Regions from separate parts of the Mus musculus genome. Here regions 1 and 3 are each linked to region 2. The links are chromatin loops, found by intact Hi-C in ENCODE. Cell type or tissue: left cerebral cortex. All regions are shown on one strand. Region 1 has its middle 23 kb from the start of Gm33239. Region 2 overlaps 1700081B01Rik (a long non-coding RNA gene). Region 3 has its middle 71 kb from the start of Gm33239.

What was found. Hi-C counts contacts between places; a loop is a spot of excess contacts. Peaks named below come from ENCODE experiments on the same cell type or tissue, not always from the same donor. Only the 100,000 strongest peaks of a DNase experiment are listed, where the experiment ranks them.
Region 1: a loop joins it to region 2, with 5 times the contacts of the local background. A loop is called at or near these places in 5 of 42 quality-filtered maps.
Region 3: a loop joins it to region 2, with 10 times the contacts of the local background. A loop is called at or near these places in 8 of 42 quality-filtered maps.

Annotation. Positions count from the first base shown.
Region 1 is chr5:126,669,925-126,672,424 of GRCm38, forward strand. No RefSeq gene overlaps it. Among named protein-coding and RNA genes, the nearest start is that of Gm33239, 23 kb to the right of the region's middle. In left cerebral cortex, a CTCF peak has its summit at 1,431 (motif pointing right); a DNase peak (open chromatin) is centred at 1,442.
Region 2 is chr5:126,732,584-126,735,083 of GRCm38, forward strand. The region is part of intron 2 of 1700081B01Rik (a long non-coding RNA gene); the gene reads left to right. Among named protein-coding and RNA genes, the nearest start is that of Gm33347, 6.6 kb to the left of the region's middle. In left cerebral cortex, a CTCF peak has its summit at 1,128 (motif pointing left); DNase peaks (open chromatin) are centred at 279 and 1,077; H3K4me3 peaks cover 409 bases; H3K27ac peaks cover 570 bases.
Region 3 is chr5:126,621,978-126,624,477 of GRCm38, forward strand. No RefSeq gene overlaps it. Among named protein-coding and RNA genes, the nearest start is that of Gm33239, 71 kb to the right of the region's middle. In left cerebral cortex, a CTCF peak has its summit at 1,462 (motif pointing right); a DNase peak (open chromatin) is centred at 1,458.

The sequences.
Region 1 (2,500 bases), 63 kb before region 2:
ACACACGTATGAACTCAGAGACTGTGACAGCATTCACAAGACCAGCACAAGCTCAAGCCAGGGAAACAAGCTGTCTTAGGGTTTTTCTGCTGTGAGCAGACACCATGACCAAGGCAAGTCTTATAAAGGACAACATTTAATTGGAGCTGGCTTACAGGTTCCGAGGGTCAGTCCATTATCATCAAAGTGGGAACATGGCAGCATCCTGGCAGGCATGGTGCAGGAGAAGCTGGGAGTTCTAAGTCTTCATCTGAAGACGGCTAGTGGAAGACTGGCTTCCAGGTAGCTAGGACTAGGGTGCCCACACCCACAGTGGCACACCTACTCCAACAAGGCCACACCCACTCCAACAAGGCCACACCCACTCCAACAAGACCACACCCACTCCAACAAGGCCACACCTCCAAATAGTGTCACTCCCTGGGCCGAGCATGTACAAATCACATTTCACCTCTAGTCTTGGGGCTACTGATTTTTTTTTTTAAAGATTTATTTATTATTATATGTAAGTACACTGTAGCTGTCTTCAGACACACCAGAAGAGGGAGTCAGATCTTGTTACGGATGGTTGTGAGCCACCATGTGGTTGCTGGGATTTGAACTCTGGTGGACCTTCGGAAGAGCAGTCGGGTGCTCTTACCCACTGAGCCATCTCACCAGCCCCCGGGGCTACTGATTTTTGATAGCTGCTGAGAGAGAGAGAGAGAAAGACAGTGTTTTTCATAGAGTGACACTGGGCGTGCCAATCATACTCCTAGGCAGGCTCCATACCCAGGAATGATTGGCTAACATAAACTGTACTGCTTCATTGTTTTGTTTTGCTTTGTTTTGCTTGTTTTGTTTTGTTTTGTTTTGAGAGAGACAGAGAGAACATGAAGTTGGGCAGGTGGGCTGGGGGAAGATCTGGGAGGAGCTGCAGGAGAGGAAAGCCTAAGATCAAAACATATGATATAAAATTCTCAAAGAACCAATAAAAGCATTCTTTTTAAAGTGATTGTCATTCTGAAGTAACTATCTCCATAAAGCAGAGGTTTCAAGTTTAAACTAACAACAAGCAGATCTTACACACTTTAAATCTTCATCAACGAGCAATCTATTTCATTACAACTTAATCTACTTGGCCTAACAAGTCCTTACCTATAGGCTGTGCTAACCCTCATCGATCAATATCCAGTTTGTCATAACTTCACTCCAACTCTGGAAGCAGGCCCAGTGGCTAATTTTGTACTGCTTCTTGCAAATAATCCATAATTCACAATATTATTTTCTATGGATACCATTGATTTGGTAAAACAGCAACATTTTCTACACACACACTTAAGAACAGTTCTTCTCAAGGGTTAAACTTTGCCTGCAGTTCTTTTTATGTTTCTATTTTAAGTTATGCTTATAAAAGACATGAGTGCACACAAGTGCAATACCCAGAGAGGCCAGGAGAGGGCATCAAATACTCCCTGGAGTTGGAGTTCCAAGAAATTAAGACTGATGTGGTCAGTGGGAACTAAACCTAAGTCCTCTGCAAGAACAGTAAGTTCTCTTAACTGCTAAACCATCACCACCCTAGTAGCTCCTCTAAAGATGCCTTCTGGGAAGTCATCGCAACATCTAGACAAACAACTGTATGTTTCTGAGTAACTTAAAACCGCAAAGGGAATTGACCTCACATGCTGAAAGCAGAGGATGCAGGTTTAAACTTTATGACTATTGGAGGCATATGACCTTGAATGACTCTTGGGTCGAAGACTGGGATTTATGTCGGTCGTTCAGCTAGGTAAATTGAAGGCCTTGGGAATCTGGAATGCTGTAAATTTCTAGAGTGGGTTTCAAATATGTGGGGGTATACTGGCTTCAATCCTGCCTTTACATTCTAAGCAGTGATTTATTAACCACAGTTAGAGGAAGCAAGTGGCTACTCTTCTGTGGTAACCAAAGGTATGTGGATATATGTTTCCTAAAAAAAAAATTGAGCGTCCTTGTAAACTTGAATGAGAACAAACTATTTAAGCTTCAGAGACCTTAACAAGGCTTTTGTTTTGTTTTGTTTTGTTTTCCTTTTTAAAACCCTGCCATTCAAAGCCATATTCTTCTGTAGAGGATAAAATGTTAACAGCTGGAATAGCTTCTCTAGAGAAACATTGTCCAGCTACTAAAATCACTAGACGAAAAATAGTTGAGAGTAGCAAAAGCTCAATCAAGCAACTCTGCAGGTTCACAAAGCATCCTCATGCTCAGGAGCAACTGGATAAAGGCGCCAGTCATTCTTTAGGCCATGGAAATAATACCCTTATTTTTCAAAATGATGTGAGAAGGGCTGGAGAGATGTCTTACTGGTTAAGAACACATACTGCTATGTACTCACTGATAAGTGGATATTAGCCCAGAAACTTAGAATACCCAAGATATAAGATACAATTTGCAAAACACACGAAACTCAAGAAGAACGAAGACCGAAGTGTGGACACTTTGCCCCTTCTTAGAATTGGGAACAAAACACCCATGG
Region 2 (2,500 bases):
TGGTTAGGGCTATCTACTTATTAGAGGTTCTTCGCTGGAGAAGACGACTCCCCCCCTTTCAGCAGCCATATAAATGGCGTTTATTTAAAGCTTTAACGGATGTCACCCCATTCTCATCCATAGCCCATGGTCCATCCTATCAACAGCACAGCTTCTAGGATACACCACAGGGAAGTGTGTGTCTCTGCATCTGGCTTATCTCGCACATCATCTGCATTGTCTCTCTCCAGCGTCAGGATTTCCTTTCTTACGTTAGGGCTGAACGATATAAATTATCCCAGCCATGATGGAAAGCATATGGAGGCTTCTTGAGACGTTGAAAATAGAATGATCACACAAGCTAGCATTCCCACATCGGAATATATATCCAAAGAAACGAAATTACTGTGTAAACAAGATATGTGTGTTCCCACATGCCCTGCAGCATTATTGACAATAGCAATATGGAACCAACCTAATGGTCCATGGATAGATGAATAGAGGAACACACACACACACACACACACACACACACACACACACACACACAGTGGTTGTTTGTTTTGTGAAACACAGCAAGTGTATTTTGAATTCTTAATGTTCTAACTATAAATAAAAAAGGAATGTGTAGCTTTCACAAATAGATGCGCTATAAATTGTCTTTATTGAAGTCAGATTTCACTGTCATAAAGTGCCCTACCCATCTGCCGTGTGTTTATCTGCCCATCCAGCCATTAATCTCTGCATATGTAAGGATACGGAATAGATAGATGGAATCATGGTCTCCAATATAGCTCCCGGTGACGTGGGAGAGGCTGAGATTCGTCTTTTTTTTTTTTTTTCTTCCTGTGTTTATAAATTTTATAATAGGTTTCCGTCGTTTTATATAAAAGCAAAAGAGCTTAAGCAAGCAATGTCTTCTATTCAACTAACAAGGAAAACCACAGCAGGGCTAGTGGGTTGCCCCGAGGAGGTACATTTCACACAAGCAGCCAGGAGGCCTGCAGAGGAGGAGGCAGCCTTGGCCCACGCCCGGAGCAGGAACTCCTAAGGTGGAAGAAAGGAAGCAAAGGCTGGAAAGCAAAGGTCCCAGGAAGCCCCAGAAGGGAAAGAGTGAAGGGCGGGTGCCTCTTGGGAGGGGGCAGGGCGAACACGTGTCACAAGCTGGTCTGCCAGCGCCACCTAGTGGGAATATCGGGACTGTCGCCTACGACTCTCGGGAAAGAGCAAAATTTTGTGCGGGAGGCGGGGGGGGGGGGGGGGGGGAGGTGGCGGGAGGGGGGGTGGCGGGGGTGGTGGTGGTGGTGGAGGGGTCGGGGGCGGAGGGATGAGGATGTGGGGCGGATATGAATGGATGGATCTGGAAAGTATATAATATTAAGTGCCGTGGCCTAAACACAGAAAAACAAGCAGCATGCTTTCTTTCTCATATGGGAATCCTCACTGCCCCTTTATGGTGTGTGTGTGTGTGTGTGTGTGTGTGTGTGTGTGTGTGTGCCTGATTGTGGGTAAATCCTAAGCAAGAAGGAGAAAAAAAAAAGGTGCCAAGGAAGGACATGTCTCGTGGGAATGGCAGCTTATATAGGGGGTTGTGGTGGGGAGGTTAGGAGCATTAAGAAGCAGTGTGGGAGTGATTGAGGAGACCCTACTAAAAGTACACCTTGTTCAAAAATACCTAATGAGATCTACTGCCTTGCGTAGTCACTTAAACATAAAATGAACTTTGGAAACGTCGTTCTGAGCATGCAGAAGGGGCCGAGAGAATGGAAGAACTGGAGGAAGAAGGGATGGGGGCATCACCTCCCGGTTTGGAAAGGCTTTGCACCTCAGTGCTCCCCTACAGCTGTGCTGACAACATAATCTGGTCCTGGTGTTAGGGAGGAGTTAAGGAAGCCCCACCCATCCCTAGGGATTTACAACTGGGGGAGGAAAAGTCGTTTTCTTCATTGGTGTAGCCCTGGTAAAGTGCACATACAATTCTATAAGCACTTCGCTGCCCTGTGGTCTTTTTTTAACAACCCTAACTCTTGAGGAGAAAGGGAAGGAGGAGATGGAGGTGTGATGGAAGCTTACTTGAAAGCAGATCAGCAGGGATGGTCAGGGGAGGGGGGACAAGAGAGAATAATGAGTAGTAAAGATGATCAAAATACACTGCACATACACATGAAAATGCTATAATAGGGCACATTATGAATAATTAATATATGCTAATACAAATAAAAGACAAAGGACAAAGGCACATCACTTTGACTAGTTGAGAAATTAAAGCCAGTTAGGAATCGGTACCATGGGCTCTGCAGTTAAAATAGGTCAAAACGCTACTCTGAAAGATCACGGGCACGTTGCTTGCTGTTTGCTTCAGGTGAGGCTGGCATATAGTTGGAGTGGTGGTTGGGTCAAGATGGACCGTAAGTTCTAACTCCGCTATGCTCTTAGAAGATGCCTCATCACTATTTAAGCCTTCCCTTTTAACCATGCTGGATTATTCTGGTGCCATAAATAATGAGCTTGCTGGCCATCA
Region 3 (2,500 bases), 110 kb before region 2:
CACTTTGCCTGATAGTCACTCTGCTGTGTCAGGGACACAACTGCATCCTTCCGTTCTCTCTTCCTGGAGGCCAGTTCTTCAGCCCTAGGGTGCTGATTTACATCTGTCTCACTGGACATCTGTGCTTCAAATACACATTTATTCCAGCAGAATCTCACTGTCAGCAGCTAAGAAAAGGAAGACGATGTAGAACTCAAAAGAAAACACCTTAAAACTGCATCTCTTGCATTGTCTCCCAAGCTTTTCAATGCCCTTGCTGATCTTGGAGCAGTCAAGGTGGAAATCTTAAAGCTTCAATCAGGCATCGCCTCTGCTCTGTTGCAATCTTTAAGTGCTTCCCATATTGATTAGGATAAAATTCACAGTTTTTTTTGGGGGGGGGGATGGGGGGGAATCGAGACAGGGTTTCTCTGTATAGCCCTGGCTGTCCTGGAACTCACTTTGTAGACCAAGCTGGCTTCGAACTCAGAAATCTGCCTGCCTCTGCCTCCCAAGTGCTGGGAATAAAGGCGAGCGCCATCACGCCCGGCTAAAATTCACAGTTTTGATTAAGATAAAATTCAAATTCCTCACCCCACCTACCAGGTTTCCAAGCCTTTATCTCTGTCACACGCCACAACCTTTTTCTTCATGTCCTACTCACAGTCACACTGACTTTTCCATGTGTATCTCAGAGAGTGTACCACGTCAAAACATGCCCAGAATGAAACTTATTGAAAAGTTACCACTTACTTAGCCCTCTGCCTCAATCCAAAAAAAAAAAAAAAAAAAAAAGCACGAAAGTGCAGGCTCAGCATTTTTCTCAGGTCTACTTTCTCTTGTGTTTCACATAGAACTGTCAATAGGCATGTCCTAGGCATGATTCTTAACCCCACCAGCGTCATCTGTGATCCTTCCTCCCGTACAAGAGAACACACGTGGAAAAGGATCTGTAATAAAATCATCCTGGAAAATACTCTATAGAAAATAGCACAGAGCAGTTTGCTCTGTGGATGACACCGTTTATAGTGATGACTCTGCCCTGGAAAGAGTGGAAGTCATATCAAACACTATATGGGGGAAGGCTGGGAGATGACGTGTACTTTGGGACAAATTTTCCTTTCTTGTCACTAGCAAAACCTCAGTGGAAGAAAGTGCCGGATTCCCCACAGCACCTGCCCTCTGTTCAGATTTACAGCCCACCCCTAGGCCCGCACCCAATGCCCCTACAATCTCAGTATGTTGCTAGGTCTCTTAAATGCTTGCCTTAATGGCAGTAGCTTTGTCAAAAGAAAAGTTACCATTTCCAAAACAAGGTAACAAACAGCCCAGGTTTTCAGAGACATATCCGAAGCGTAATCAGTCTTTCACTAAGCCCTTTAACCTCTTCAAGAGCATTAGGAAAACAAAAAGCAAGACAAAGGGGTAGATGGGAGACTATAAGCCTCTAGGGTGCCAGCGGTCAAAATGATACGGCCACAAGGTGGCAGTAGCACGCAGGCCTTCACTGGCAAGACCATAAGATTTGCAGACAGTGGAGGTCCTCACAGGTAGCTGTTAAGAGGTGTGTCCGCCCAGGAAGAAGGATCACAGATGACTCTGGTGGGATTAAGATTGTCTAGGGCATATCTATTCACAGCATTGTGGGAGTCCCTGGATCAGAGAGCTTTAAAACTTTGCACCCACTTAAAGGTCTTTATAGTACCTTGCCTCATCTTTGCTATGGATGGCAACTACACAGACCTTATAAAGCAAGCAAGCTAGGAAGAGCTAAACATATGCTTCACTGAGCTGTGTTTGTGACAACTCTGTGTGTGTGTGTGTGTGTGTGTGTGTGTGTGTGTGTGTGTGTGTGTGTGTGTGTGTGAAGATTTGAGGTTAGCATTGGTAGTCTTTGGAGATGGTAGGCCCTAGCCAAGAGGGGAAAAGTTGTGTAAAAGAGAATCCTTGATGGCAAGTTGTAGTTCCCAGGGAAGGGATGACACGGAGAAGTCCTAAGATGGGAGAAGGAGGAACTTAAAGACACCAGTCTGAGTTGTTGTTGGTATTGTTGTTGTTTGCACCCAGCAATACACAGTAAGTCTATACATCTCTGTGATGTATAGACTTTTGCCCCAAGAAGTAATAACCAACTGTGATTCTAGCTTGCCATGCTCTCCTTTTGCCTCCACGTGCACCCGATATATATATACCAACCCTCATATACACACACCCTTCCCTTGCTTCTGCACACATCTTCTGCACACACATGGGCATAATTAAAAATAAAATATGTCTTTAAAATGCTTTTCTTTCTTAAAAAAACAAATATTCAAAACAGCAAAAGGTCTTGCTGTTGCCCAGCCCCTCCCTCCCCCACCCAGAACCTGGAGTTTTGTGTGTCAGCAGGCTCCATTTCTTTTGAGGGTCTAGAAGTATGTTTCTAATGAACCCTATAATTGGTTGCTGGAGGGGACCTCCACTTTCAGCAACAGCGGTCATCATTCGAAAGCTGTGCATGGAGCTAAGGAGTTTCTAAGCA